Regions from separate parts of the Homo sapiens genome. Here all the other regions are linked to region 2. A link is a loop called in an ENCODE intact Hi-C map of the cell type or tissue named here. Cell type or tissue: GM12878. All regions are shown on one strand. Links, peaks and the distances in the headings refer to the core of each region. The heading gives the core; the rest is flanking DNA. Region 1 overlaps SUPT3H (SPT3 homolog, SAGA and STAGA complex component). Region 2 overlaps SUPT3H (SPT3 homolog, SAGA and STAGA complex component). Region 3 overlaps LOC101929770 (a long non-coding RNA gene). Region 4 has its middle 100 kb from the start of RUNX2-AS1.

The links. A loop is a pair of places that touch in the nucleus more often than their neighbours do. Peaks named below come from ENCODE experiments on the same cell type or tissue, not always from the same donor. Only the 100,000 strongest peaks of a DNase experiment are listed, where the experiment ranks them.
Region 1: it touches region 2 in a loop (2.0-fold over the local background); 1 of 110 quality-filtered maps calls a loop at or near these places.
Region 3: it touches region 2 in a loop (4-fold over the local background); 1 of 110 quality-filtered maps calls a loop at or near these places.
Region 4: it touches region 2 in a loop (5-fold over the local background); 1 of 110 quality-filtered maps calls a loop at or near these places.

Annotation. Positions count from the first base shown.
Region 1 is chr6:45,161,441-45,169,422 of GRCh38, forward strand. The region is part of intron 2 of SUPT3H (SPT3 homolog, SAGA and STAGA complex component); the gene reads right to left. Among named protein-coding and RNA genes, the nearest start is that of MIR586, 32 kb to the right of the region's middle. In GM12878, for the core only: no CTCF peak of the experiment used is centred there; a DNase peak (open chromatin) is centred at 3,151; H3K27ac peaks cover 261 bases.
Region 2 is chr6:44,865,518-44,873,499 of GRCh38, forward strand. The region is part of intron 10 of SUPT3H (SPT3 homolog, SAGA and STAGA complex component); the gene reads right to left. Among named protein-coding and RNA genes, the nearest start is that of MIR586, 330 kb to the right of the region's middle. RefSeq lists an enhancer at 5,380-6,003. In GM12878, for the core only: no CTCF peak of the experiment used is centred there; DNase peaks (open chromatin) are centred at 2,164, 2,704 and 4,024; H3K4me3 peaks cover 1,925 bases; H3K27ac peaks cover 2,696 bases.
Region 3 is chr6:44,732,502-44,740,483 of GRCh38, forward strand. All of the region lies in intron 1 of LOC101929770 (a long non-coding RNA gene), which reads left to right. Among named protein-coding and RNA genes, the nearest start is that of MIR4642, 300 kb to the left of the region's middle. RefSeq lists enhancers at 3,117-3,206, 3,447-3,496. In GM12878, for the core only: no CTCF peak of the experiment used is centred there; DNase peaks (open chromatin) are centred at 2,820, 3,380, 5,620 and 6,240; H3K27ac peaks cover 2,091 bases.
Region 4 is chr6:45,677,794-45,685,775 of GRCh38, forward strand. No RefSeq gene overlaps it. Among named protein-coding and RNA genes, the nearest start is that of RUNX2-AS1, 100 kb to the left of the region's middle. RefSeq lists enhancers at 1-28, 39-158, 4,089-4,138. In GM12878, for the core only: no CTCF peak of the experiment used is centred there; a DNase peak (open chromatin) is centred at 4,258.

The DNA of each region.
Region 1 (7,982 bases), core at 1,008-6,007, 300 kb after region 2:
TCTCTTGAGAGTATGGACACTAGAAAAATATCTCTACTCTCTGAACTCTTATTGCATTTTCTCTTCTCTACAACAAATTGTGTGAGACTCTCATAAACTGCATTTTTTTCAAAAGCACTTTTGGAAGTACCATTACTGCTAAAGGCCACTGTACATGAAGTCAGAGCTCCTTGAAGGCATGAATAGTGTCTTATTTGACTTTGACCCTCCCTCCATACCGTAAAGCTGCTGACCACTCAACACACACACAAAGCCTGTCTTGGTGCTTTAATCACAACTGACACCCAATAAACATTTGATTAATAAAGACCTACTATATTATTCTTCTCTCGAATTTTTTCAGCATCACACAAGTAGACATTTTATTTTATATGGCTTAATTTAAACACTATTTTACACACTATTTCTGTACTATTTAATTCAAATGTCTTTATCACTCAACAAAACAGTAAAACCAGGAGATGAAGGATGATGCCTGTTGTTTTGTATCTTAGGCAGTGTCTTAAATGTAACACGTACTAAATAAAGACAATGACAACCACAGCATTCCAACAAATACATAGGAATGTGTATAACTCTTCAGAACATGTTTAAAAAAAAACAAAAACAAAAACATGGAACTGACAAAGGTAATGCCACAGTTTGCTTTCAAGGGTATGGATATTTTTCACATTCCCCAACCTGACAGGCAGGTCTTTGCCCCATAGATTTACCAATGATCATATAATTGCCAGATTAATTCAGTGTTATATGACTTGCTACAAATTAATGAGACTCATTAAAAAAAGAAGAAGAAGAAGAAGAAAGAGCCAGGTGTAGTGCTTGTAATCCCAGTGACTCAGTAGGACAAGGCAGGGAGGATTGCTTGAGGGCAGGAGTTTGAGGCAGGCCTGGGCAACATAGCAAGATCCCTTCTCTACAAAAATAAAAACTCTTAGCCAGCTGGGGTGGTGTGCACCTATAGTCCCAGCTACTCAGGAGACTGAGGCAGGAGGAATACTTAAGCCCAGAGGTTTGAGGCTCCAGTGAGCCAAGATCATGCCACTGCATTCCAGCCTGGGCAACAGTGCAAAACCTCAACTCTAAAACAAAAACCAAAACATTATATACAAATTAAAGATAATTAGACTCAACAAATGGGTATAAAACTCCCTATTTAAGGCCATGTGCTAACAGCTGAGGATATAAAGGTAAGAGGCGGTACCTAACCTTAAAGTGTTTACAACGCTATGAGATGTCTTCTCCAGGTAGTTCAAGGGAGACAGCCAAGAAGAGACTTCAAGTCCCTTAAAATGCTCATTCTTTTCTAAGAGTAACGATGCTTGTTCATAGTGATAGATAATATATAAATTATTTTCATGATAAGAATAATGAACTGTCTATAATCAATGAAGATCAAATGGGGGAAAATGACTTCAAATATAAGGAGAAACTTCACTTAAATATAAGATTATTTGATCACTCAAGAAGTTAAAGACTAGAGTATATTCCAAAGACTGTCTGCATCCCTGGAGATCTGTAGGGTGTGAAGTGACAATTATTTTCTTGTTTTGATAGAGCACAAGAACAACTGATGTTCAAAGATCTTTTGCTGGCCTATGAAATTACAGAACAACATATATATTGCAAGAGAAGTGGGGAGATTACATATCTAAAACATTAGTGAGCAATATGGAATTCTTGAGCACTAGTTTCTGTATTTCCAGACTTTCTAGGTGAACTGCAGATAACTGGAAACAACTTAAAAAGCTTTGCATTGCATTACTAATGACTCAAAGTAATAATGTCATGAAAGACAAAGCTCAAGTTGGTACAATTCATTTCACTGCTAATTGCATTGTTAATTGTGATTATCAAAAGAAATGCACTACAATACCGCACTTAACTTAGCATTTAGGTAATTTACTGTTACCTAAATCTGGCCAAGAATACAGCCAGTTAAAATAATCTTCTATCTAATATAGTACATAAGTATTACATATGTAAAGTAGTGAGCATAATCAACTGCCAGTAAATACATTAACTTTCTATTTTTAAAAAAACTTACGTAAAAGCTGGATTATTGGCTATGTCAATTGGAAATCATTCTTTTCCAAATAACAGTAAGCTTAACCAACAGCAGCTTAAATATGTAGGTAGTTATTTTTCTCAATTAAAATGACTGTCAGTAGGTGGTTGCTAGGATGGGTTTAGCTGCTCATTGCTATAACCAAGGACCACTATCTTTTTACCTTACAGCCCTGCTTTTCATGTTTATACTTGTTACCTTGTTGTCAGAGGATCACTGCCATACTTTTCAACTCAAATCAACATTAAATCAGAAAGAAAAGGGTGATGCACCACCACTTGTCACTTTTATAAAAAAAAAAAAAAAGCAAGAGGTCCTCAGCATGCATTTAATTACTTACCTTTAACCAGAAGAACTCTGTCACATACCTACCCCTAATTATTAGGGAGATTTAAAAAGTAAATAGTTGATCCTTATTATTTGCAATCCCGTATTTGTGAATCAGCCTACTCACCAAAATTTACTTGTAACCCCAAAATCAGTACTTGCTGTGTTTTCATGATCATTAACAAACATGTAGAGCAGTGAAAAATCTGAGTAGCTGATACACATATTCCCAGCTAAGGTCTAACAGGGAGACACTCTGCCTTCTTGTTTCAGCTCTCACACAGAGATGCCCACCAGAGGACAGAGCTGTGGGGGGCAGTGCAGTGTAGTTCAAGTAGCTCCAGCTCTAGAACCAGCTGAACGAGTTTGAATCCCAAATCTGGGACCTATTCATGGGGCATCAAAAAGTCAGTTAACACTCTGAACCTCAGTTTCTCTTTTGTTAAATAAAGAGAGACTCTACCAGGATGAGTAGTTTTCAGGATTAAGATTATATAGCCTACATGAAATGTGTGGGTGTATGTGTGTTTGTTCATATTTTCCTTAGGAGCAATAGTTGAGAATTTGCTAATTCAGTCATCATGGTGACTTTACAGAATCTAACTACCAAGAATTACAAAAATTGACTGTATTTAGCTTTTCCAGTCTCCTTTATACAGGTAGACAGGAGAGGTGTTAGGGAATGAGTGCTTCGTTAGTCAACCTACAAGTGTCTGCCTCACTGATGACTCACCAGTGTTTTAAGGTGGGTTTTTCCGCCTTTGTTTTTTGCTTGGCCTAAGCCTCAGTACTTCTCAAAGTTTCCACAAAAGTTCCCCTAAGGTCAGAGAAGACAACCATGTATACCAGAAAGTCTGAGGAGTGTTTCACAAAGCAGCTTGCTATAAATAGGTATTTCTTTGTGAACTTATATTTTGTCATAAAAATTCATCCCACTTTTTTCATATTTTAAAAAGTATAGTAAAATTTTTCGGAAGTTCTGCTTCTACTTCAGGATGTAGAGATCCACAATAACTGTTCTCTCATACCAAACAAAAGTTTAAGCCACCAGAGAAGAAGCATGAAACTTTGGGTCAAGACTTTAGCAGAAGTCATCTAAAGCCCAAGACCCCAAAGATACAAGGCAAAGTTTGATTGCATAGGAGGGTAAGGCACATACACAGAGAAGGTCACACCCCCAAGGCACATGTATGCAGGGCCCACCTAAGATTAAGGTTGAGAACTAAGAAATTTCCATTCTGTCCCCACTGCAAGGCTCACATCCAATAACAAGGAACAGCAGTTTACTGCTAGGGGAAGAGCAAGAGCACAGAGAGAAATTCCCTGTCTGTGGTGCAACCCTACAGGCACTGATGAAAGCTATCCTAAAAGAGCTGGAACACTGAGAAAAACCACCAGTACCAGAGAGCCCATACTAAGCACAAGGTAACATTATTTTCTACTGGAGAAGACTGAAGCCTGGTGTACTAAAAATGAATGTAGCAACACCAAAATCCAAAATAGCTCAACTACTGATTGACTCTACCACTCAGTTAGCAGAAGAAATGTGCCTATTTCCAGGAGTAAACACTCTTTAGCACAATCTATACTGTTCATTTAAAAGCATTATCCAGCATTTCCAAATAAAAAATTATGAAACGCAAAAATACAACCATTACCAAAAGATAAAGTTATCAACAAATCTAGTATCAGAGATAATCCAGATGTTGGAAATATTGTATAAATGCTTTAAATTAACTAGTATTAATATGTTAAAGGTCCTAGTGGAAAAAGGCCCAATATGCAGAGAAGAAGGATTGCAAATGAGAAACAAAACATACAAAAAATATCAAATGAAAGCGCTAAGAATAAAAAACAGAATATCAGAGATAAATTCATTAGATGACCTTATTAACGGTAAGGACATAGCTAAAGGAAGAATCCAAAAACATAAAGACAAGTGAACAAAAGTGATCTAAACCGATAAACAAAGGGGAAAAAAAAGACTGAAAGAAAGGGAACAGAGAACACAAGAGCTGTGAGAAAATACTAAATGATCTAACATAGGTAAAACTGTAATCCCAGAAAGAGAAGAAATAAGATGCATATTGGAGGAAAATATATGTAAAACACATACCTGATAAAAGACGTGTATCTAGACTAAATAAATAAATCTAGACTAAATAATGAAATGTAGGCCAGGCACAGTGGCTCACGCCTGCAATCCTAGCACTTTGGGAAGCCAAGGCAGGAGAATCACTTGAGCCCAGGAATTCAAGACCAGCCAAGGTAACACAGGGAGATGTCATCTCTACAAAAAATTTAAAAATTAGCTGGAGGTGGTGGCACACGCTTGTGGTCCCAGCTACTTAAGAAGCTGAGGTGACAAGATGGCTTGCATCTGGGAGCTTATGGCTGCAGTGAGCGTGATTGCACTGCTGTACTTCAGCCTGGGTGACATAGTGAGACTCTGTCTCAAAAAGCAGGGAGAGGGCCAGGTGCGATGGCTCACACCTGTAATCCTAGCACTTTAGGAGGCCAAGGCGGGAGGATCACGAGGTCAGGAGATTAAGACCATCCTGGCTAACACAGTGAAACCCCGTCTCTACTAAAAAATACAAAAAATTAGGCATAGTGGCAGGTGGCTATAGTCCCAGCTACTCGGGAGGCTGAGGCAGGAGAATGGCGTGAACCCAGGAGGCAGAGCTTGCAGTGAGCAGAGATTGGGCCACTGCACTCCAGCCTGGGCGACAGAGCAAGACTCCATCCAAAAAAAAAAAAAAAAAAAGAGGGGAGAGAAAAGGAGGGAGAAAAAGTAGAGAAAAGAGAAGAGTAATATCACGACTCAGTAAAAGGATAAAACAAAAAGCAAAATCCCCAAAAATAAAAACTGAGTTTAGGATTTGAATAAACACTTCAAAAATGAAGATATCTGAATGGCTAAGAGGGACATGAAAAGATGTCCAACATGATTAGTCATTAGGGAATGCAAATTAAAACAACACTTACACACCATTACATACCCACTAGAATGGCTAAAAGTTAAAAGACTGACAAGAGCAAGTGTTGACGAAGATATGAGTAACTAGAACTCTCATGCATTGCTTGCAGGGAAGTAAAGTTGTACCCCACTTTGGAAAACACTTTGGCAGTTTTTTAAACAGTAAACATACACTACATGACCAAGCAATTCCAATTCCACTCTTATACATATACACCCAATAAAGTAATCAAATAATTTTTTAATAAAAAGCCTTAACTTTGAATTGCCAGGAGCACATTAAGATCTCTGAAAAGACACAATCTTGTAATATAAGAGTGCTCCTGGGTAGGATTCCTCAAATGGGCTAAGGGCTTAATGGACAGAAGTGTAGGTACTATAAAAGCTAGCCAAAGTCATTGGTTTCCTCTCACTTTAACCTAATGCATGGCAAGAACAAAGAGGAAAAGAAGTGATAGCAACCGGAAGAATGCTTTCCAAGTATACCAAAGTCTGATGGTCTCCTGGAATTTCTCTTGGAACTTTACACCTGGCTCCACTGCTCTGAATGGGCTTACTAAATGATAACTAAGCACTTATCTTTCCTGTGAAGTTGCTAGAATTCTAATCCCTATGTGAGAGATTAAGATGAAGTCATATTAAGAAACCTTTTTGAAGTAATTTTTGGTAGTAAGGCCAATTGAAGGCCAATTTTTCTCAACCTTTTTCTGTCTTTGCTTATGTGTTATGTTTTCTGCTTCATAATTAATGTTTTGATCATCTGTATCTTTTGATCAAACTCAACATTTTTTATCTTAGGAATTTCACTCAATGAAAACTTCTAGGACACAAGACACTTGTGATTTTGGCTGTTTTTTTTTTTCTAGCTGGAATAAGGAAAATTTAGAGGATGAAAAACATTGAGAGAAATATTTACTTAACTTTGATGAAACACAGCAATATCTTCACTCAAGTTTTGACTCCGATACTGGCAAAAGAAGTTCACTTCTTTATTTTCATTTATTTTTTTTTTTTAGACAGAGTTTCACTCTAGCTGCCCAGGCTGGAGTGTAATGGCTCTATCTTGGCTCACTGCAACCTCCGCCTCTCAGGTTCAAGTGATTCTCCTGCCTCAACCTCCCGAGTAGCTGGGATTATGGGAATGTGCTACCATGTCTGGCTAATTTTGTATTTTTAGTAGAGACGGGGTTTCTCTATGTTGGTCAGGCTGGTCTCGAACTTCCGACCTCAGGTGATCCACCCACCTCGGCCTCCCAAAGTGCTGGGATTACAGGTGTGAGCCACCGCGCCTGGCAAAGTTCACTTCTTACATCATATGAAAGTGTACCTCTCACCAAAGAATCAATTATGCTCTTTTCCTTTTAGTTTGTTTGGAAAACTGTTTACCTGTGTTCTTCAGGGCACTACTGCTTTCTAGGAATCTCACAATTTATGCTAGGATACAGTAACGGGCTAAATATCTGTTATCCAAAATGCTTGGGATCGGAAGTGTTTAGGATTTCAAATTTTCTCGAATTTTGGAATATTTGCATTACACTGGTTCAGCATCCCTAATCCAAAAATGCAAAACCCAAAATGGTCCAATGAGCATTTCCTTGAGTGTCACATTGGCACTCATGTCTCCCCAAAATGTATAAAAGTAAGCTGTATCCCGACCACCTTGGGCACATGTTCTCAGGACCTCCTGAGGCTATGTCACAGGTACATCCTTAACCCTGGCAAAATACACTTTCTAAAATGACTGAGACCTGTCTCAGATATTTGGGGATCACACAGTAAATCAGTAAGACCTAAGGTAAAATCCTGGCTGCATCTGTTTTTAAATTACTTATAAACCCTGAGCCTAAATCTCTAATTCCATGAAGCTCAGGTAAATCTGGGCCAGAGAAAGTTGGATTCTGGTTGTTTCCAGGTAAAGTGAACACTGTGAGCAATGGGAGGTAAGTATACACGCACCTGGCATAGTATGGGAAAGAAAAGCGTTTTGCTACCAGAGCTAAGAGCAAAAGAGAAAGCTTAGCTTAAACTGTTAAGGGCCTTCAATGCCATTCAATGTCATAAAGAGACTTAAATTTTTTCAAAAAATCAGCCAGGAAGTTGTCAAAAACTGATCAGATTCTGCTGATCTGGTGCTGAAGAAACACAACTGGACTCGTTAATTCCAGTGGCACTGTTGAACTTTGAATGAATGACTGATTTTAATGTAGTGATGAGTATGAAGTCTGATTGTAATGGATCAGAGAATTTTAAAAAGGGTGATAAAGGAGCATACAATTAGAGTCCACATATTCTTCTTTATAACTACAAAAACATTCATAAAATTTTAGAGCTGAAATCTAGCCCAACTCATTCATTTACAGATGAGGGAAAATATTAAGCCAAAATTAGTGGTATAATTTGGTCTCACATAAACTCCATGGCTGATTTTTTACTACTCAAATGCATTCTTATTTTCAGATTCAACAACTCTGCTGCTGTTACACATAATGCAAACCAATTCTTCTGGGGAAATAAAAATCATTCTAAATTATTAAAATTATTCTAAATTATGAGGAATATTAAATTTATACTTAAAATTGTAAAAAAGGCTCCCAGACAAAATAATCA
Region 2 (7,982 bases), core at 1,694-6,693:
AGCATGGCAAAAGGTGAAAGGCATGTCTTACATTGCAGCAGGCAAGAGAGAGAATGAGCACCAAATGAAACAGGTTTTCCCTTATCAAACCATTAGAACTTATGAAACATATTCACTATCACAAGAACAGTATGGGAGAAACCACCATGATTCAATTATCTCCCACTGGGTCTCTCCTACAATATGTGGGAATTATGGGAGTAAAATTCAAGATAAGATTTGAGTGGGGAAACAGAGCCAAACCATACCAGGAGCCTTAGAGGCAGGGACTTGAGGTACATCACATATATTAAGTAGAATGTTCTCCAATCTTCTAAAGAGTTCTGCTGTAAAAGGGCAGTAACAATAATAGTCATCTGCACTGCCAAGGAGAGGACTCAAGATGGGGGAGACCTGAGTCTGCTAAAATACAGACAGGAAGCAGAAAGCCAAGTGGGAGAACTTGCAGTGAGGGAGGGGAGTTTAAGAGCTCTGCTTGACAAACTAATCAGTACTTTCTCCTCAGAAACAGGTCTAAGAGAGATAACAGGAATTAAATTACAGAAATGTTGAGGTGAGGAAGAAAATAATTTAGAAAGCCTACATCGACTTTTTTTTTTTTTTTTTTTTTAAGCAAAGTAGATTGCCTGTCTAAGAGTCACAGGGGCAAACTGGGGGCTTGAAAAGAGTGAATAACTTTTGTATGATTCCTATGGGATAAATGAATCCTCCAAATTCATTACTTCTCTACTCCATGACTTGAGGGGGAGGTGGCACATGAATTATGTTTTATTGTTTAACTGGGGAAAAAGAAAGAAAATACTAAAAATGACAAAAGCAAACCCGGCTTAGCAGTGCACGCCTGTAGTCCCACTTACTTGGGAAGTTCAGGTAGGAGGATCACTTGAGGCTAGGAATTTGAGGACAGCCTAGGTAATATGTTGAGATCCATCTCTTAGGTAATATATATATATATTGAGATCCATCTCTTAGGTAATATATATATATTGAGATCCATCTCTTAGGAAAATAAAAAAAAAAACATAAAGCTTTACAACTGTCTTCTATACAAGCAACTCCTTCTAGTGCCCAACTCCTTTTAGGCTTTACTGTGTGTCAAATTAGGTTTGGTCTTTTTCTGCAGCAGCTGGTGTGACAACTCCTTTTCTGGTCTAGGGGCAGCAGTTAAAGACCTGAAATCATTGCCTCAGCTTATATCCTAGAGAAAGCTCTGACTATTCATATTTATTATCCCCCACAGCCTTCAATGGCTACTTGAGTTGAAGTTCTAAATTATTCTTCAGCTGGTAAAACATTAGCTTGCAGTAAGGGAAGTCTAAGGAGTGACTTAAATCAGTGTAAACACAAATCATTACCAAGGGTTGCGCTTAAGTCAGAAGAATAGCACATTTAGTAAAGACATATTCCATAGTAATAAAGACTATCACAATTTTAGATATTCTCGGATATTATGGAAAGGAGAGTGAAAGGAAACATCACTGTCCTTTAACTGCACATGTAAAAATACTAACAACTGAAGAAAACTATTTCTTAAGTAAATGGATTAAAAACAGCCACTATGATTACTGAAATTTGGGCCACGAATAATTAAATCTTTAAAGAACTTTTTAGACAGTTACTTATAAAGGAAGATACACTTTTTTTTTTTTTTTGAAATGGAGTCTCACTCTGTCACCCAGGTTGCAGTGCAGTGGTGTGATCTCAGCTCACTGCAACCTCCGCCTCCTGGGCTCAAGTGATTCTCCTGTCTCAGTCTCCTGAGGAGCTGGGATTACAGGCAGGCATCATCACAGTCAGTTAATTTTCATATTTTTAGTAGATACATGTTGGCCGGGCTGGTTTCGAACTCCTGACCTCAAGTGATCCTCCCGCCTCGGCCTCCCACCTTTTTTAATAAAATTCATGTCACAATAAAGGGCTACCAAATATTCAATCTTCAATTCAGAATGCTTTAAATTTCATCTTCTACTATAGATATGATTGATTCGCTAACATCTAAAAAAGATTCAGCTAGTCAGAATTGCTGTCTCTTTCTAGCAAGTTTTCACTTTTTTTTAAGCAGTAATAAGCAATTCCATCCCCAATGCGGACTTAGAATCACAGCCTACATGTGCAAGTCTATAACAAACCTGCATGACACACAGTAGAATCTCATTGGTTCACACCCTTGCAAAAACCACAACCCCTCAACTTTCAAAAAAGCAAAGGCCTCTTTACCTAAGTGCACATTAGCTGCTGGCTTAGGCAGGCCTTATGACATGGCTGCCTCCCCAGTGGGCAGGCGTACCACAGCAAGGCACTCATTAAGCTATTGAGTTTCATTCCAGTAACCGTTCAAATACATTCTTCATTGTACCATAAAGTATGTTTGTTTGATGCTAGAACTTTGATTTTCCTCCTCCTTCTCTTTTTCTATCCCCCATCCCTACCTTCTCAACCATTTTGGTATTTTTTTTTTTTTCTCCCATGCTAACACACTCACAAAAATCCAGTAATTCTCAATGGATCTCTTGGTCATTAGTGCAAATTAGTGAGGTTTTACTGAATATGCTCAGATTTGATTTGCCAAGTTCTTTTCCCGTTAAAGTTTTAAACCCATGTGTATTTCAAAGGAAATCTAATTTGTAGGTTTCGGATTCATTTACACTCAACTCACAAACGTGGTTCTGTGAGTGCCCCCATAGCTGGTGTACAAGAAGCCACAGGAGCTGGTTTCCCTTCCTCTTAACAAGTTCTTGTTAGAATGTTTGCTTTGAAGTAGGTATTTGGACCATGCTGGAAGCAAACAGAATAAAACCCCAGGAAAACGTAAAGTAAAATTTAAAAACCAAGTTCATGTTTTTCTTGCCCCAATAATTATACTTTTTAAAGAAAAGTCTCTAAGGATGGAACCATCCATTTCAGCCTTTTAAGGATGATGTCACCATCTACCTGCCTGGATGAGGCTGTGTCTCATAATGCTTCTGTGACAAGGTAGTCATCTGCGAGTATATGGCTTTCTCTGCTTAGGTCCTGTCTTGTCCATTTTGTCATGCTATGGACTCTGTTCAGCTGCTAGGCAACCCAACGCTGCTCCACCATTCCCTCTAAGACTCTGCTGCTGGGAGTCTTGAAGGTGCCATTTCTGCCTGTGGGGGTCCCCACACCTATCAATTCCTGCCTGTCTTCCCCTCTTTGGAGCTCCTTAGCTCTGCCTGTTTTCTTGGACTTCATCACAGCAACTACTTCCTGTGTTTCCTGATGTTTGTCCCAAAGACAAACATCAGGATAGATTCCTTGTCAACTCATCTTGGATTCCCAATGCTTCTTGGCTAAAGTCACAACTGCAGACCTCCTGCTGCAGTCACGGAATACCATGGTTTTGCCTCTGTGCTGACAATTTCCCCAATAGCTATGCTATCCCAATGGGTGGACCTACTGCCTACTGCTGACCCTGGCTTCTCTTTGTCACTTTTGATTCCTCTGAATAAAAGAGCCAAATGTCACTGATGTTTCTGTTTCTATTACCCATTTCCACAGTGTGAGACCAGTAGCAGGTAAGATGTGAATGCTGATGAGACTCTGTGCTCACATGGATGGCATGAGCTGTGCCTCAAAAGGCAGAACATCTCTAGCAGTGCCAGCTCTTGTCCAAACATCAAAAGTAAGCAGCAATTCTTAACACTGAGTATAGGCTGCTTTGTCTTTTTTTTTTTCTTTGAAGACTGCCTCCTTGGAAAGACAAATAGCATATCACACCCCAAAGGCTGTGACAATACTGAAAAAGCCCTTCTTTACCAACTGTCTTCTACAAAAACAACTCCTTGGGAGTTCATTTCAAGGGACTCGAGAAAAATAGCCATGCATGCTGCTAAATGCTGGGTGACTCACTGAGGCAGAGGTGAAACTCTGAGCAGTGAACCAAGGGCTGAGATATAAACCACTAAGAAAACCCAGTAGGTTGAAACAGACGATATTGCAACTGTTCTGAAAATCAGCACGTATGTAGGTAATTACTCCTAATATGCCCAGACAACTTCAATGTGTGTATCTGTGTGTCTTATCTATGTAAATGCAAAAAAACCTAAACCAATTCTACCTACCTACCTAAATGCAAAGAAATATAAACCAAGTACACCCATGAATCAGAAAGCTCTTTTCTAACCTGCCCCGAATCCCTTGCTCTAAGACTCCTTGAAAGCATTGTGCCACAGTCCACCGGAAGATATAGCATAATTATCTCATAACCACTAGTTAGGAAGTCCCTAGGAAGTACCTTCTGACTGCTAAGAATAGCTATTCATTTATTTTCACTCATTCACTCACCTATCAATCTTTAACAAGGTGTCAAACATGTCAGGACAATGTGAGGCTCTCTGTATTAGATAAGAAAGAATTTCTAGGGAGAATAGTGGAGATGAGAAACAATATCTCTTTTCATTTCCCTGCCTCTAAATTTACAAAGCAAAAGTAGAAAGCAAATTATACAAGCAAGTTGTGTATGAGGTACCCAAACACCTATAACCAGTCTTTTGCCAATTATCAGCCAATTTTGCTTTTTTTCCCCCAAAGAATTTCAACATTTCTCTTCATTCATCCACTTCCCAACCTGGTCCTTTTTAGTGATTTAACTTTGATCTGGCAAATAATGGCTCTTTCAACAACTAACAAGTTATAAACAGCTTCTACCAATGGAACAGTGCCTCTTTCCTCACAAAACAGCTCTTTCAATTAACATGTATACAGAGCACAGCAAGAGTTAAAATGATGATCAAAAAGAGTTTCATCAGCATAGTATGCTTAAGATTTGTGTATGTCGGCCAGGCGTGGTGGTTCATGCCTGTAATCCCAGCACTTCGTGAGTCTGAGGCAGGAGGATCTCTTGAGGCCAGGAGCTCAAGACCAGCCTGGGCAACACGGTGAAACTCCATCTCTACGAAAAATACAAAAATTAGCCAGGTGTGTGGTGGTGCACACCTGTAGTCCCAGCTACTTGGGAGGCTGAGGTGAGATGAGCACTTGAGCCCAGGAGGTCGAGGCTGCAGCGAGCCGGGACTGTGCTACTATACTCCAGCCTGGGTGACAGAGTGAGACTCTGTCTCAAAAAAAAAAAAAAAAAGAAAGAAAAAGAAAAAGAAGGGGGAGGAGCCAAGATGGCCGAATAGGAACAGCTCCAGTCTACAGCTCCCAGCATGAGCGACGCAGAAGACGGGTGATTTCTGCATTTCCATCTGAGGTACCGGGTTCATCTCACTAGGGAGTGCCAGAGAGTGGGCGCAGGCCAGTGTGTGCGCGCACCCTGCGCGAGCTGAAGCAGGGCGAGGCATTCCCTCACCTGGGAAGCGCAAGGGGTCAGGGAGTTCCCTTTCCGAGTCAAAGAAAGGGGTGACGGATGCACCTGGAAAATCGGGTCACTCCCACCCGAATATTGCGCTTTTCAGACCGGCTTAAAAAACGGCGCACCACGAGACTATATCCCACACCTGGCTCAGAGGGTCCTATGCCCACGGAATCTCGCTGATTGCTAGCACAGCAGTCTGAGATCAAACTGCAAGGCGGCAACGAGGCTGGGGGAGGGGCGCCCGCCATTGCCCAGGCTTGCTTAGGTAAAAAAAGCAGCCGGGAAGCTCGAACTGGGTGGAGCCCACCACAGCTCAAGGAGGCCTGCCTGCCTATGTAGGCTCCACCTCTGGGGGCAGGGCACAGACAAACAAAAAGACAGCAGTAACCTCTGCAGACTTAAGTGTCCCTGTCTGACAGCTTTGAAGAGAGCAGTGGTTCTCCCAGCACGCAGCTGGAGATCTGAGAACGGGCAGACTGCCTCCTCAAGTGGGTCCCTGACCCCTGACCCCCGAGCAGCCTAACTGGGAGGCACCCCCCAGCAGGGGCACACTGACACCTCACACGGCAGGGTATTCCAACAGACCTGCAGCTGAGGGTCCTGTCTGTTAGAAGGAAAACTAACAACCAGAAAGGACATCTACACCAAAAACCCATCTGTACATCACCATCATCAAAGACCAAAAGTAGATAAAACCACAAAGATGGGGAAAAAACAGAACAGAAAAACTGGAAACTCTAAAACGCAGAGCGCCTCTCCTCCTCCAAAGGAACGCAGTTCCTCACCAGCAACGGAACAAAGCTGGATGGAGAATGATTTTGACGAGCTGAGAGAAGAAGGCTTCAGACGATCAAATTACTCTGAGCTACGGGAGGACATTCAAACCAAAGGCAAAGAAGTTGAAAACTTTGAAAAAAATTTAGAAGAATGTATAACTAGAATAACCAATACAGAAAAGTGCTTAAAGGAGCTGATGGAGCTGAAAACCAAGGCTCGAGAACTACGTGAAGAATGCAGAAGCCTCAGGAGCCGATGCGATCAACTGGAAGAAAGGGTATCAGCAATGGAAGATGAAATGAATGAAATGAAGCGAGAAGGGAAGTTTAGAGAAAAAAGAATAAAAAGAAATGAGCAAAGCCTCCAAGAAATATGGGACTATGTGAAAAGACCAAATCTACGTCTGATTGGTGTACCTGAAAGTGATGTGGAGAATGGAACCAAGTTGGAAAACACTCTGCAGGATATTATCCAGGAGAACTTCCCCAATCTAGCAAGGCAGGCCAACGTTCAGATTCAGGAAATACAGAGAACGCCACAAAGATACTCCTCGAGAAGAGCAACTCCAAGACACATAATTGTCAGATTCACCAAAGTTGAAATGAAGGAAAAAATGTTAAGGGCAGCCAGAGAGAAAGGTCGGGTTACCCTCAAAGGAAAGCCCATCAGACTAACAGCGGATCTCTCGGCAGAAACCCTACAAGCCAGAAGAGAGTGGGGGCCAATATTCAACATTCTTAAAGAAAAGAATTTTCAACCCAGAATTTCATATCCAGCCAAACTAAACTTCATAAGTGAAGGAGAAATAAAATACTTTATAGACAAGCAAATGCTGAGAGATTTTGTCACCACCAGGCCTGCCCTAAAAGAGCTCCTGAAGGAAGTGCTAAACATGGAAAGGAACAACCGGTACCAGCCACTGCAAAATCATGACAAAATGTAAAGACCATCGAGGCTAGGAAGAAACTGCATCAACTAACGAGCAAAACCACCAGCTAACATCATAATGACAGGATCAAATTCAAACATAACAATATTAACTTTAAATATAAATGGACTAAATTCTGCAATTAAAAGACACAGACTGGCAAGTTGGATAAAGAGTCAAGACCCATCAGTGTGCTGTATTCAGGAAACCCATCTCACGTGCAGAGACACACATAGGCTCAAAATAAAAGGATGGAGGAAGATCTACCAAGCCAATGGAAAACAAAAAAAGGCAGGGGTTGCAATCCTAGTCTCTGATAAAACAGACTTTAAACCAACAAAGATCAAAAGAGACAAAGAAGGCCATTACATAATGGTAAAGGGATCAATTCAACAAGAGGAGCTAACTATCCTAAATATTTATGCACCCAATACAGGAGCACACAGATTCATAAAGCAAGTCCTGAGTGACCTACAAAGAGACTTAGACTCCCACACATTAATAATGGGAGACTTTAACATCCCACTGTCAACATTAGACAGATCAACGAGACAGAAAGTCAACAAGGATACCCAGGAATTGAACTCAGCTCTGCACCAAGCGGACCTAATAGACATCTACAGAACTCTCCACCCCAAATCAACAGAATATACATTTTTTTCAGCACCACACCACACCTATTCCAAAATTGACCACATAGTTGGAAGTAAAGCTCTCCTCAGCAAATGTAAAAGAACAGAAATTATAACAAACTATCTCTCAGACCACAGTGCAATCAAACTAGAACTCAGGATTAAGAATCTCACTCAAAGCCGCTCAACTACATGGAAACTGAACAATCTGCTCCTGAATGACTACTGGGTACATAACGAAATGAAGGCAGAAATAAAGATGTTCTTTGAAACCAACGAGAACAAAGACACCACATACCAGAATCTCTGGGACGCATTCAAAGCA
Region 3 (7,982 bases), core at 1,346-6,345, 130 kb before region 2:
TTACTTGCGGCAGAGGAGAAGCCACACCACAGCAGAATGTTCCTGGCCTAGAGGCTGATACTATAACTCCCTAGTGAGAAAAAACAATCCCCATGGCCGACAAGGACATGGAGGACAGGTACATGTTCCTCTCCTACTATGCCTTCCAGGCACACTCATTCTCTCCAGGCCAGGACAGCAGCATCTGAATCAACCCTGCAGGTAGGCATTCCATTCAAACCCAGCATTTTCCTCTTCTAGGAACTTATTCTGAAGACATAATGAGGGATGCGTATGAGGATATGTATCACAGCATTACTTCTATTTGTGAAAAATCACAGATCATATAAATATCCCACAGGAAAGGATAGATTACATCATTAAATACATGCTGATAGTAAAATCAAATTGTAGATTAATATTTATGGCCAACATTTTTGACATATTATTACATTTTAACTGGCAGGCTACAAACAGTATGACAATTTTTTGTAATGAAAAGAATGGCTATGTGTACATATTTCATAGGAAAACACTAAGTGTGCATGCCAGGAGGTGAAGAGGATTCTTTTCGGGTTGAGGAATTGTGTGAGTGGGTTTTCCCTTTTTTCTTTTTTCAGATATTGCAAGGTTGGTTTGTTTTTACATCGAGTATATATTAGGTTTGTAATTTGAAAAAAGAATTCTTTATGTAAGGGTTACTCATGAATAATATTAGCAAATGCTTGCCTGGTGCTTATTTTATGCCAACCTCTGTTCTGAGTGCTTTTCATGGATTAAGTGATTTAACCCTCACGAGAATTTAGACACGGGAACCATAGCTCAGGAGGGCTGGGCAGGTTGCCCAGGTCAGCAGAGTTGGTATGTGGCAGAGCTAGAATCTGAAGCCAAGCCATCTGCCAACAGGGTCCATGCAATTAACCACTGCACCACATTATTACTCCCCAGTGGAAAAAGACAATCCCCATGGCCAACAAGGACATGCGTGGAAATGCATGTGTTCCTCTCCTGCTATTGGTAGCAGAGGTTCCCTTGATACACCTTGATCCCAAGTGCTCCATGATGGTAGTGCTCAGGTACTATATTCAGTGAATGAATGCAAGTGACAGGTTCCACTTGTCCCCCAGGATCTGAAAAGACAGTCCAGCTTTTGCTAGATTTTGAGCATGACCATGATGGGACTCAAGGAACCTTCCCTCCCTAACTTGGCAGTGGGTGACTTGACTTCCTCACATGCTCTGGAGGATGGTTTTCCACTGAGAAACCTGTCCTGTCTTCTACTTTTCTGGGAGGGTAGAGGATGGCTCAGGGTATCATGGCTCTATCCCCATCGAAGGGGGCAGAGGGGATTCACCAGCTGTGGTAGGTCATTGCTTTGTGGCATTCAATGAACTATGTCTCTTAGAAGTCACACTTTTGTGTGGTCGCTCCTGCATTGACTCTGGAGTTTGCCATGTGGCTTTCTTTGGCCAAAAGGATATTAACAAGCATGATCCAAGCCGTGGCTTTATGAGTGCTTGCGCACTAGGCTTGTCTTCTTAGAACAGTTCCTCTTGGAACCCAGCCACCCTGCTGCTAAAAGGAAGTCCAGACTAGGCCAGTGGATAATGCAGGGACATGGGAGAGAAGCTCTGGAGGATAAGAGGCCATCTTGGACATTCCAGCTTCAAACAAGCTTCCAGATGAAAGCAGCTGCTAAATGAGCCCTGCCAAACCACCCAGCTGAATCCAGTCAACACAGATTCATGAGAAATCATAAATCGTTGTTATAAGCCACTAAATTGGTAGTTTGTTCTGCAGCCACAGGTAACTGAAATACTAGTCTTCTTTTCCTGGACACGCCTGAAAACAGATCCATATATACTTATTAAGTACCCACTGTGTGCCCAGCCCTGTTCTAGGCACTATGGGATAATCATGAAAGGATTCTAAGAAATGAGAATCTGAGGAGACAAGACTGCTACAGGAAGTAAATCTGAAGAAGAATTATGGCTAAACTGCTGCATAGTAAGGAAAGGCGACTGATTTCCCCAACCCAGCCCCCAACATTTCACCTCACAGCAAAGCTGTTGTGGCTGATAAATTTGGCAAACAGGGGTGGCATTGTTGGATACATTGATCTTTTACTTTATTATGATGATGGTTTTGGGCACCTCGGGCCCCCAGCTTTGTTAAATGCTGTTCCTATGGCAGGACAGTATTCTCCATGCACTTAAAGGGGAACCATTTGTGTGACCTTCAGATCAAAGAAGGTAGATGAGATGGAGAATTGAGTGGCCTACTCAGCCGATGGACTGTGACACACCATCATTACTCTTTAATGGGTGGGAGGGGGTCTTGCTAGTGCATCTGCTTGGCTCTGGCTAGGACTGGCCTGCTCACAACTTCATGAATATTCAGTTGCTCCATGAAGGTCCACTGCCTAGAACATTGGAGCAACCCGGAGGGTCATCTGGTCTGATGTTCTCACTGTTGAAAGGAGGAAACTGAGGCCCAGAGGTGAGAAGGGCTCGCTGGAGGGCACACAAGATTTATAGCTCCTCCATCACTGGCGCTGGTGTTAGCCACAGCTCAGCTGTGGTTTGCAGATCCTCTGAGACCCCAAATCCCATGCTCTTTCTCTTACTGCCCTCCACCCTCCTGCTCGGGGCTTGCTTTGGTGGCCAAGCAACCAGGGAACTGAGAAAGTCCACCCAGTTGCAACAAGGCTATATACATTAACCTCTGCTTCAGACAGTATACATGAAACTGCAAAAGTGTGCAGAGACACAGTTCCACTTAAAGCATTTAAAGGTGTCCTGAGGGGAGTGCTTGGGAAAGCAGGCAGACAGCCCATCATTTCACTTTCTCTCTTAGTTTGATTTTCAGTGTGGGTTTTGCTTCTAAGGGGCCATACCTCATACTGCACACTTGAAGGAATGCCAGTTGTGCTTGAAACCCTACACATTCCTGAGCAGCCCCTTTTCCCATCTGGGCCAGTGCAGGTGGATGGCAGGACCCCTGGCCTCAGGAGCCTTGCTGCTGACACTGGCCCTGAGAAGCCTGTTCATAGGGCCTTGTGGAACTGGCCACTTCTTTTCTTTGTTTCTTGATTTTTTTTCACTGAGACCAGATGAGGAGAGCCAAGACTATGGGTAAATTCCACGAATCAAAGATACATCTGGAATCTGCTGGGGAGCCTGGGAGGCTGTTCAAGCCAAGGCATCATCATTTCTCAAATTGGGAAAACACAGGCATGGAGGGGCAAAGGGGTTTTCCCAAGGCCTGGGGCTGGTGGGCTCGATGCCAGGAGAAGACTCAGGGACGATGCTTTCGGCTGGAGGACAGGATGAGTCAGGCCCCCAAGGTGTTTTCCCCACATGGTTTCAGTTCTTAGGTCAGGGTCTTGGCACCTGAAGGAAAACCTGGTCTAGGCCATGTGGAAATCCCGAGCTGCTGCAGCATCTCACTCCGATCGGGCATGTCTGGGAGGCAGCAGGTTGCAAATAAGTGATTTACAGCATGTTCCCTGATGTTTTACATTTTCATCATTTCATGTTGCAGTCCTATCTCCAGTAATGGTATCTGCAAAGGAGTGCAGCTCCCAGCCTGCTATCTGCAGGAGCCCGAGTGGGGAAGCCTGTGTAGTCTCAGGTCTCAGCCTTGACTTTCACGGTGTGACTGTGGTGTCTCAGGACTCTGCGACCCAGGATCATCATTGTGACCATCTTCCTAGTCTTCACTGCTTCCTTTACACCTCAATTCTGAGGACCTGCTCTGAGCCGCACACGGTTCTGGGCTCTAGGAATGGCGGAGGACTTGGGTGCCACGAGAGCACCAGGTAGTAGCTCCAGCTCAGCCTCCCCTAACCCTGACTCAAACAAAACCATCAGATGCATCCCCTACCACTATCTATCTGTCTGAGGATTCTCAGAACCTTTCCACTGGTGGGAATGTAAAGTGATGCAGCCCTGCGGAAAGAAGTTTGGCCATTCCTCAAAAGTATATTATATAGAATTACTATATGACCCGGCAACTCCCCTCCTAGGCATATGCCCAAAAGAATTGAAAGCAAGGACTCAAACAAATACTTGGGCGTACATGCTTATAGGAGCATTATTCACACTAGCCAAAGGTGGGCACAGTTGTCCATCAGCAGATGAATGGCTACACAAGGTGTAGTATATACATACAAAGAAATACTACTATTCAGCCATAAAAAGGAATGGAATTCTGATACATGCAACAACATGGATGAACTTCAGAAACATGCTAAGTTTCTAAGCCAAGCTAACATGCTAAGAAGCCAGACACTGAAGGTCACATATTGTATGATTCTGCTTATATGAAACATCTGGAAAGAGACAGAAAGCACATCAGTGACTGCCAGGGCCTGGGATGAGGAGAACTTGGGAGTGATTGCTTCGTGGGCATGAGTTTTCCCTTTGGGGTGAAGAAAATGTTCTGCAACTAAATAGAGGCAGCAGATGCATGACACTGTGAATGTACTAAGTGCTACTGAATTGTGTTTAAAATGGTTAATTTTATATTATGTGAATTTCACCTCTAAGAATTTTTTTTTCTTTTTTTCTTTTTTTTTTTTTGAGACCAAGTCTCACTCTGTCACCCAGACTGGAGTGCAGTGGTGCAATCTTGGCTCACTGCAACCTCTGCCTCCTGGGTTCAAGTGATTCTCCTGCCTCAGCCTCCCAAGTAGCTGGGACTACAGGTGCCCGATACCACACCACACCTGGCTAATTTTCGTATTTTTAGTAGATATGGGGTTTTGCCATGTTGGCCAGGCTGGTCTTGAACTCCTGACCTCATGTGATCTGCCCACCTCAGCCTCCCAAAGTGCTGGGATTACAGGTATGAGCCAACATGCCTGGCCTAAGAAAAAATTTTAATTAAAACTTGCCGCTGCCTACAAATCTCACAGCACCCTGATGTCACATATATCAGCCGCAACTCCACCTGCTAACCCAGAGCTCCAGATTCCTGACATGAGGTAGTAGGTGAGACTGTTGAGGCAGGAATTTGAAGATTGGCCTGCAGTGGGGCCGCGTGCGGGTCAGGGGGTTGGCACGGGGGCCTCTCTTAGCTAGCGAGTGCACTAGAGGCCTCCCAACACAGGCATCACACCTCGGATCAATTTTGTCCTGTCTCCCTATCCCCATGCTCACTGTAACACTCATAATGTGCTTTGCTGCACCTGGTGGGAGGAGTTAACGATATGTAATAGTGGTAGCTGAGAATTGTGGGGGCTAACATGGCTTCAAAACACTCCCTTTGTCACTGATTGGGAAGTAATGAGAGGTCTAGATCTTTAGCTTGGGCTTCCAAACTCAATGGATGGGCTCAGTTAACTCCCAGCATCACTCCCACCCCTCCGGGAGGACACTCCACTACTCTGGCACTCTCTTGAAGACTCAGATTATTACTTCCTCCACACCAGAGCACCACTCTTCTGTGAAGACTCTTTGGCCCAGCCTCCAGTTTTCCCTTGCTTGCCTGAACTCCTGAGGTCACTGTCTGGGCCTCTTCCCTGGTGTTTATTCTAACTGTGTGTGCATGTAGGTCAGTCATATGAAAGTTTGTCATTTTGGTAGTTAATATCAGCCCTACTTTGTATTTGCTTTAAGAGGAAGTGAAATACATTCGTGCATTTATTTTGTCTTTTGTACTTGGCTGGGATTCTGTAATTAATACTTGCTGTTTAAATGTAGACTGGCTGTACGTGGCTCCCTCGAATCTGACACTAGCATTTCCTCTTGGGCTTGTCACAGGTGATCTGACCTGGGCCTGTCCCCGGACTGATGGCGGCAGCATTGTTAGTGGGAAAGCAGGTGGAGCAGGAGGCTCTGTGGGATTGGGATGTGGACAGTGGGAGATGCCAGGGGCACCCCAGTCTTACCCTGAGAACAGTAAGCCCTTCTCAGCAGGGCTCCTGGCCTTCCCTGGCCAGGCCAGTCCTCAAAAGATACCAGCCAGTCCCTGAAGGAACCCCCTACCCCTCAAGTGCTGCTTTCCAGGAGGGCTGAGAGCAGAGGGCCCTGTCTTGGCTTCTGCGCTGCTGTAGAAGGTCCCCATATTTCCTTCTTTAGATTCTTATATATGCTTCCTGTGACTTTAGGCTTTGGCTTTGGAGCAATGAGGCCTCAGTGTGAAAACTAACAGGGTAAAAAGATGGGGCCTGGCAGAAGGTGGCACATCCGGAGCCTGAGAATGAGCCAATCCCCCGGGGATCTTGTGCAGTGCAGTGCACTTCTGTAGTGCAGTTTTGAAATTGCCTTTCTGACTCAAAGGAAAGCCCTTTGGCCTCCATGTGAGAGCAATGCTGATGATTCTTTGCCCTTCTTTGGCTCTGATATGGGCGGGGGATGGGGAGTATGTGGATGTGAAGCAGTAGGGAGAACAGGCCAGCAGAATAAACAGACAGTGTCAGCCCAGGCCTGGGGTTGTCACTGGAGGAAGGGTTGTACCCTGGGGAGAGGATCATGGGGGTGCCCAGTGACAAGGAGAGAGGTTGGCTCAGGAGGAAGGAGACTGAGAACAAAGAAAGCGAACATCCACACAGAGAGAGAAAGGGAACGTGTGGGGGCAGGGCGAGAACACAGAGACCAGCCTCCCCCTTCCCCACCCTCCTCTCCGCCCCCAGACACTGACGTTCTCAGGCTGCCCTTTCACATATGGGCCTAATTCAGGTAGAGTGAAATCTTGCATTGCTCCGGGTAAAAATTATTGCTTTGGATAATGAAATCTTTGTCATTGGAAACTTTAAAAGAAAAAAATGCCCTTCAAGCCGTGACTTATGGGCAGTGTGGTGATGGAAACGAATTCATCATCCCATTTCCCGCACTGGAATGGGAGGACAAGGTTGATTCATAGCTGGGCCGCGTGCGGCTGGTCCCGCGGGCAGGGTGGCGGCCGGGCCTGCTGAGGAGCCAGCAGGGGAAGCTCCAGCCGAGCGCTGGGGCTGTGGGAGCGGAGTGATAAGCGGCTGGTTGGCACGCTCTGGTCTCAGGTTTTCCTGAGAATTTGCCTGAGCTGTCAAAACATTTTAGGGCTGTGCAGAGACTGTGTGCCTCAACAGAAAAATCCCATAATGGCTCTATGAAACAAGCTGTATTTTTTTCTTTAAACTCTAAAACTCATAGCCATAAAAAAATCTCCCAGCCAAAGCCATTTGACCAGCACGAGTGAACAGTATGGCTGTGAATCTCTCTGACTGTGGCACTTTTCATCTGAGAAGTACAATGTGCTTTCAATTTTATATTTCATTGATGTTCTGGGCTCCCCACAGGGTAAACAAAGGGAACACATCATTGAATGTGTTTGGTAGAAGTGGAGTTCAGCCACAGCCAGTGATCCTGAGCGTGTTGCACATGGAACCAGGAGCCTCCAGTCCCTAGCTCAGGGTCTGGGCCTCATCCCCAGGCCTCTAGCCAGTAGTCCACCTCCAGGCCCTGTGTTCCTTCCATTTCATGACAAGGGTTTGGCCACCTGGAGTCAGGGTCCTGACATCTTTATAGGGCAGAATTGTTTTTGTTTCCCTAAAGCCTAAAGGTCAATGAGCATGAGAGGTTGTAGAAAGGCTGAAGGGAATTCCTGGGCAGACTTGGGGTAGAGGACCTCCAAAGGACCAGGGCAGACTGGTCTGCCAGTTTGGAGACCCACCAGGTAGGGTAGCAGGATCTGGCTTGGACTCCTGTCAGGTGACATCTGGTCCAGTTGTCATTCCTCCCACAGCAATTCTTCATGGGGAAATGGAGTAGAAAAGCTGCCACTGAGGTGGTTGGGCTGTGGAGAGAGGGTTATTGATATGGGCAAGAGATGGCTTTTGCTGGTGTTCAGACTCTGCCGCCTCCTTCACTTTGCCAGATATTTGTATGTGAGTGCTGGCGGACCTAGGCACTGGGGATTTGGGAAAACAGGACAGATACATTCCACTTTCACGTTTAGGGCATGGGGGAGACAATAAGTAATAAACAAATGAGAAAATTTCAAGTTAAGTTCCAAGAAGA
Region 4 (7,982 bases), core at 1,553-6,552, 810 kb after region 2:
CGGGTTAGTTACTTCCACAGTCAGAGAAGGAAAGAAGAAAATAAGAGTGACAGATGCACAGAACCACGGACATTCGAGACTGTCATAGCTGTTCACAGTTGTTGAAGATTTACAGGCAAGCCGTTTGGAGTTTAAATGTGAGATGACACCAGGGGCCTCTAATGTACAGTGGAGCTTTAAGCATGATATGGGGGCAGAAAATGGTCTGGGAACCCCCTTCTCTGAGATCTTAGAAGTTCTGTTCTATTGACTCCAGGCAGGGCTGCAGCCACGGTGCACTTCATGGACTCATAAATATAACATTATTGGACAAAAAAACCCCAATCCTTCTCTGACTGATTAGGCCCAGATTGGTCAGCCCATAAATCAATGCTGAATAAGAACTATAAAGTTGTGAATCAATGTGTCCCAGATCTCCAAACTGGAATGAAAAAACAGGAATAAAATAGCTGGAGCTCTTCCAAGATCCTTCTTTTCATCCCCCTCCTCCCACCGCCCCATATGCTAGTATGCTAATTTTAAAAGGCTTCTCTTTTCCGCTCCTTGGCCTGGCTGTGGACAGCATTTCAGGGCAGGAAATTCGGTCTAGAAGTGTGGCTGAGGAAACAAGAGGCTGTTCTGTTGCATTTCTGTTCAGGACTGATCTGTAGCTCTGTCGTGTATCCTTGGTCATGTATCCTTGGCCAGGGTCTCCACCTGTGGCCGAGAAGTGATGGCATTTGTTGTCTGTGTCACAGATACAGGAAGGGAACAAGAGTGATCAGGTCATGTGTGGTCCATGAATGGTTTTTTAGGTCCAAGCAGTTTAAGGGCTCTGAGTCCCTGCATTGAAATATTAAATATAATAATGGATTCTCACCTGTAATCCTAGCACTTTGGGAGGCTGAGGCGGGTGGATCATGAGGTCAGGTGTTCAAGACCAGCCTGGTCAAGATGGTGAAACCCCATCTCTACTAAAAATACAAAAATTAGCCTGGCATGGTGGCAGACACCTGTAATCCCAGCTACTCGGGAGGTTGAAGCAGGAGAATTGCTTGAACCCAGGCAGCAGAGGTTTCAGTGAGCCGAGATCATGCCACTGCACTCCAGCCTGGGCGATAGAGTGAGACTTCGTCTCAAAAAAAAAAAAAAAAAAAAAAAAAAATGGAGTCTCCTCTTAGAACTGCACATGAGGTTTAGAAATGCCACCTGGTCATCCCTGTTGGACATGGTTACCCTCTTTGGATCTGGGAGCTGAGGGTATCTGCTGTGAATGTTGTCCACGTGTACTTGGAGGGCATTCCCTGTCCTTATTCCTCTGGAGTTCCAAAGCAAAGTTTGTTTTCTGAATCCCCCTTCTCTACCACTCTCCTCTCCAAAACACACCCTCAGGGTACTCTTTCCCCTCCTTTTGACAGCTCATTTCAGGGACACACTGTGTACATGTACCTGCCCCTCATAAGGGCTCGTTGTTAGGGGCCTGCTCTCCTGGGCTGGGAGCTCTCACTATTTCCTGGTCACCCCGACGCTGAGCTTCCCTGCTATCTTCTCCCCTTTGGGGAGGACACACACATGGCCCCACGCAAATATTCTGTGCTGGTGGCCTCCTGGTTTTCCCCAAACACAGACTATAAAGACTGGAAGGAACCGCAGGCTCACCCAGTTCCACCTGCTCATTTGGGGAAACTGAGGGGTGCCAACTTACCTAAGGTAGAACTCACACATCTTTCCACCCATTTCACTTTATCCTGGTATAAACCTGAGCTGACTGCATTCTTGTTCTTTCCCCCTGTAAAGAAATAAAGTCCCATTTAGGTTTTCCCAAAGCACTGTCTCTGTACAGTTGGCTGTTTCCTGTGGACATTTTCATTTTCTCCTGTGTTTTTCTCTCTCTTTGCTGTGACTTACAAGACCATGAACACATAAGCACAGGACCCCAGAGGAAAAGTTCTCTCTTTCAGTGTGTGCCTCCAGGAGGAATGAGACTACCGGCAGTGATGTTTGACTGATGAGCACCATTGTGGTGCTTTACCACTAGCGGTCACAGAAACCTTGCAGAATGTGTCTAGGGAAGTGGATTTTGTAGGGTTGGCTAAATTTGTACCACCCACAGCACAATAGCAGCACTGTACAGAAAAGGTGGCTTTGAAACAGGTTCAGTTTTACATTACTGTGAGGTACAAAATCAGGTGAAGGACCATTTCTATAGCTTAAGAATTTATATTTTTCCTCTTAGACCTGAAACTTTATTCATCCTGGGTCTTCTACCTTTAAAAAATTGAGACATTATTTCTCCCCATTTTCTGGGAAGACAATCCACCCTCAAAATTAGCTGTAAGAAATAATGTGATCATCAACAAAGTAAAAAGGTAACTCTCAGAATGCGAGCAGATATGTATAAATCATGCATCTGATAAGGGATTAATATCCAGCATATATAAAGAACTAAAATTCAAAAACAAAGAGCCTAATTTAAAAATGGGCATTTCTGGGCCAAGTGTGGTGGCTCACACCTGTAATCCCAGCACTTTGGGAGGCTGAGGTGGGCGGATCATGAGGTCAGGAGATTGCAACAATCCTGGCTAATATGGTGAAACCCCGTCTCTATTAAATATACAAAAACAAAATTAGCTGTGCGTGGTGGTGGGCACCTGTAGTCCCAGCTACTCGGGAGGCTGAGGTGGGAGAATGGCATGAACCTGGGAGGTGGAGTTTGTAGTGAGCCGATATCGCACCACTGCACTCCAGCCTGGGTGACAGAGTGAGACTCAGTCTCAAAAAAAAAAAAAAAAAAAGGCATTTCTCCTAAGAAAATATACAAATAACCAATAAACACATGAAAAGAGGCTCAACATCACCAAACATTAGGGAAACGCAAATCAAAACCGTAATGAGGTAACACTCACACCAAATAGGATGGCTACTATCAAAACACCATAGCAAAAAGCAAGTATTAATGAGGATACACAGGATTTGGAACTCTTGTGCCCTGTTGGTGGGAATGTAAAATGGTACAGCTACTGTGGAAAACAGTATGATGATTCTTCAAAAAATTAAGAATAGAATTACCATAGGATTCAGCAATTTTGCATCTATAGGTTGGTGCAAAAGTAATTGCGATTGTTGCCATTAAAAGAAATAGCAAAATCCACGATTACTTTTGCACCAACCTAATAGGTCTATACCAAAAAGAATTGAAAGAAAGATCTCAAAGAGATATTTGTACACTTATGTTCATAGCAGCATTGTTCATGATAGCTAAAATGCAGACACAACCCAAGTGTTCCTCTACAGAAGAATGAATAAACAAAATGGTATGTACATTCAATGGAAAATTATTCAGCCTTAAAAAGGAAGGAAATTCTCACACAGGATACAACATGGATGAACCTTGAGGACATTATGCTAAGTTAAATAAGACAGTCACAAAAAGACAAATACTGTATGATTCCACTTATATGAGGTAATTATTTGAGTATAAAATTACTAGATCTAATCTAAATCTGCCAATTACTATTCAAAATAATAGAGATGGTGGTTGCCAGGGGATGGGGGCAATTGAGAGTTATTGTTTAATGGGTAAATAATTCCAATTTTACAAGATGGAAAAAGTTCTGAAGATGGGTGGTGGTGATATTTATACAACATTATGAATGAAGGTATTAAAACCACTGGAACTATACACCCTGAAAAATCTTTAAGAGGTTAAATTTTAAGTTATGTGTATTTTATCAAAATAAAAAATTGGAAACAATATTGTAAAGTTTTAATAATCTAAAGAAAATTCTTCCTTTAGGGTGTTATTCCCAAAAACGTGGTGTTGGTGTTCTAAATATCTAGGATATTATTTTTATAATTTTAAAACATGCAATCATACTGCTGGGACATGACTCTTTAAACAGCAGATCTTTGAGTGAATGTGAATGTGATAAACTCTGCTTTCTAGAGAATCCTTTTTAACCACTTAATGCCTCTTTTAGCTACTAGGTCTAAGAATCTATAGAGAGGGGATATGGCAGAGTGTAGAAATGACCCTAATTATTCATCCCTCCTGTATCTATGTCCTTCACCATACACATCTGTATTGCTGTCCAATGCTGTTTCTGAGCCTAATCATGGACCTGTTTTGGCCAACAAGGTAAAGTGTAAGTATCAGTTCCACATATAGAACTTCAGAGACTGTGTGTGTTTCCTTTTGCTGTCTTGTGTATCTGCCATTGCCATGACAACACGCTCAAGCTAGCCGGCTGGAGGAAGAGAAACTGAGCAGCAGAGCTGAGCCATCTCTGTTGCTCCAGTCAAAGCCAGTCTAGATCAGCCAACTGCCAGCCGACTCTCACACATATGAGTAAGCCCAGCCAAAATTAGCAGAGCCACTTAGCTGACCTCCAGCTGACCCTAGATGTTTACTGTTGCATGTCCCTGAGGTTTTTTTACTGCGAGGGAGCATTATTGTGGAAGTAGATGACTGATTTAGGGAATTGCCTCATATGCTTTTTTTTTTTTTTTAATCACTCCTTTTCCCCTTGTTTCAATCAACTTGTCACAAATACATCTGAACATTGTTAGGTGTCTACCCAATATCCACTCTCCTGCTTTTTCTTACTGCCAGAACCACATGCCCAGCTAAAAACCTACATTCTCTGGCTTCCTTTGTAGAAAGGAGTTGTCATGTGACATTCCTTTGGCCAATGAGAAGCAAGTGAAATATTGAGTAGTTCCTTGAAGGAGGATGGGGAGTCCTTTTGCCCTTCTCCTTCTTCCTTTCTGGAATAAAAATCTGATGCTGGAAAATATTATGGCCCCAAGGAGCCAGCACAAGCTGAGAATGATTGAGAGGAAAGCAGAAAGAGCTTGGGTCTCTGATGGTATGACTACAGTACCAGCCATGGGCTGCCTCCTTTTTCACTTCTAGCTACATGTGAAAAAAATAAGACTTCTCAACTAATTATGCCACTGTTTTTTTTTTTTTTTTTTTTAATTCTTTTACTTGCAGTTCATTGTAATTCATTTTCTTCTTTTTTTTATTTGTGACAGAGTCTCACTGTGATGCCCAGGCTGGATTGCAATGGTGCGGTCTCAGCTCACTGCAACCTCCGCCTCCTGGGTTCAAGGGATTCTCCTGTCTCAGCCTCCCGGGTAGCTGGGATTACAGGCATTTGCCACCACACCCAGTTAATTTTGTTTTTTTAGTAGAGATTAAGTTTCTCCATGTTGGTGAGGCTGGTCTTGAACTCCCGACCTCAGGTGATCCACCTGCCTTGGCCTCCCAAAGTGCTGGGATTACAGGTGTGAGCCACCATGCCTGGCCCATTGTAATTCTTAATACTACACTCTAGAGCCTATTTTATCCTTATTTGAAGAAACTGCTTAGAACAAATAAAGATATTTCACATAAAATATCATTGTGAATTACTATGCAAGTACATTAATCCATACATAAAAGAACAATGACTTCCATGCATTTATGTCGGTTTATATTTTTGAAAGTTTACAGTATTCCTAATAGATTCCCCTCAATACACATTTGATTAGTACCCCATGTCCATTCTGTATTGGGGGAAACTGAGGCAAGGAAAGGTTTAACTTTGTCCAAAGTAAAACAACCTGTTAGTCAAAGAGATTGGTGGGGGGGACTTGAAAATGGGTTATTCAGGATTCCTGAGGAAGGATTGGATGTGTGTCTCAATTAGACCTAACTATAATGATTGAACTTCTGTACTTTGGACTGTGACCAGCCTTTACTCAGCGAGACCAAAGACACTGAGTCTTTTTGACTCTGAATGGACCAACCAAGACAGAAAGTCACCACAGTCCAGGACAGTCTTGTTTATAGGAAGAGAGAAAAGGAATAAAGGGTAACTTGTTGCCTTTTGTGCCCACAAAATTGTCTGCTCTCTCCTTTCTGCTCTAAAGTGGAGTGAAGTCAATTGGTTATAAGTCTGTCTCCCCAGAGCTTTCTGGTGGCCTCCTCAAGAGCATGACTAGATGTTTTTGTTTATATATCCCTGGCAGACCAGTGGGTACAGTTGTGCAGGTTGGTCACTGCCCAAGGGTACCAGGCTGAGGAGTGAGTGAAATCCACACTTATCAAGCAGTAGGGCCAATGGGATTATTCTACATCAAGAGGAAGGGCTTTTTTTTCTAATTTGCACACAGGTCCTCTATGGTACAGCGGGAACCCTGGTCCTTGATGCCCAGAGCAGAGTACAAGAGGCTTATTTGACGGTGAATAACCTCTCAGATGACTGCTTCTTTTTTGAAGCTCAGTTTAATCAGGTTTTAGTAGCAATAAAGTGTTTCTCAGGTGGGAGCTGGTGAGTGTGACAGACACTTAAATTTTTTCTCGCAAGTTGCCACAGAATATTCACAGAAGTGAATCAGCAGTTTCAAAGTTAAGAGAAGAGAAAAATAATAAACAGCTACCATTTATTAAGCAATTATGTGTCAGATTTATACTTATTATCTCATATAATCCTTACAGCAAAACTGTAAGGTAGGTTCCATAATACCCCCATTTGAAATATAAGGAAATGGGTTCCAAACTGCTCAAAGTCATATAGGTGGCAAGTAACAAAGTTTGGATTTGAGCCCAGGCTTGTTTGATTTTAAGCTCTTTGTTCTTTGTCATGCATTTTCCTAAACTGTAAATTATTTGTCATTAGTGCAGGTGTAGCAAAGACACTGGTATTCACCAGTTGTTCCATTGACTCCCCTACATTTTTCACTCTTGCTTGTAATTATGTTGGGGCTATATGATTGGGTGCTTCCAATAGAATATAGGTGGGAATGATGTCCAACCACTCCCAGGCATGACATTTAATAAAATTCTTGGCAAACCATCACTCCTCTCTTCCTCTGCTACAATGACTCTGGAAACCAGATGTTCAGATGTTGGCATCTCCAGATGGGTGGAGTCTGGATCCCTGAATCACTGCATGGAGGAGAATTGCCCTGAGGAGCCACTCAATTTACACCTGACTTTACATGAATGAAAAATGAGTCTTGTATTTATTGAAGAATAATGTAGCCTAGCCTAACTGATATAGCAGAAGTAGTAAGAATACTTTTATATATTTATGTTATACAATTGTTTATACTGCACAGAATACTTTATTGATTCTCATAAAAATTATGAGAGATAAACAGGGATTATAAGCCCCATTTTATAGGAGAGGAAATCGAGGCTTAGAGAAGTGAAATGATTTTCTCAAGACCACACAGTTGGTAGGTGGTCAAACCAAGGTTAGGATCTTGGTATTTTTCCCACACTCTGCAATTTTATAACTTCCTAGCTTAATGTTATAAAAGCAAGCAGTAACCTCAGAGGGAATGAGGGTCCCACTGTATAGAGTTCTGCAGATTAAATTAAACACCTTGAAGGACTAAAAGGCTAGGTAGCCAGGACAGACAGGTGTAATACATTCCAATGGTTCATATTCTTAAGTCAACAAGATGTTGGCATCCTGTGGCTGCTCAGACTCCTGGGTGGTCCTGCAGGGGAGTCCTAAGCCTAGCTTTCCAGCAGTCCAGTAAGCAGATCTCCAACCTGAGTCATAGGCTTTGAATTAAAGATAAAAATGCACATGCTCTGGGTGAGAGCCCTCAGTCTCTCCAGGAGAATCAGGGGACTGTTTTTCCCTCTTCATACCCACACAACAATAATCATTTTACTTTTTACAGAATTCTTTACAGTGCACAAAATGTATCCCTCTCCATTATCTAATTTAATTCTCCAAAAACCTGATCATGCATTTTTGTGGTGAAACTCAGAAAGGTTGACTTACTGTAAGATAATAACAGTGATGCCTCTGATAATAAAATTTGCCATTTTTTAGACGTCTATTATCTCATTCAGTCCCATAACAGTCCTCCAAGGTTGGTATTACCACACCTTTTGTGCAATGAGGAACCTGAGGAATGAGAAGTTTAAAAACACGTCCAAGGATATTCAGTGAGGAGGGCTCTGAGTGGGCTTCATAAAACCCATGCTGTAATTCTTG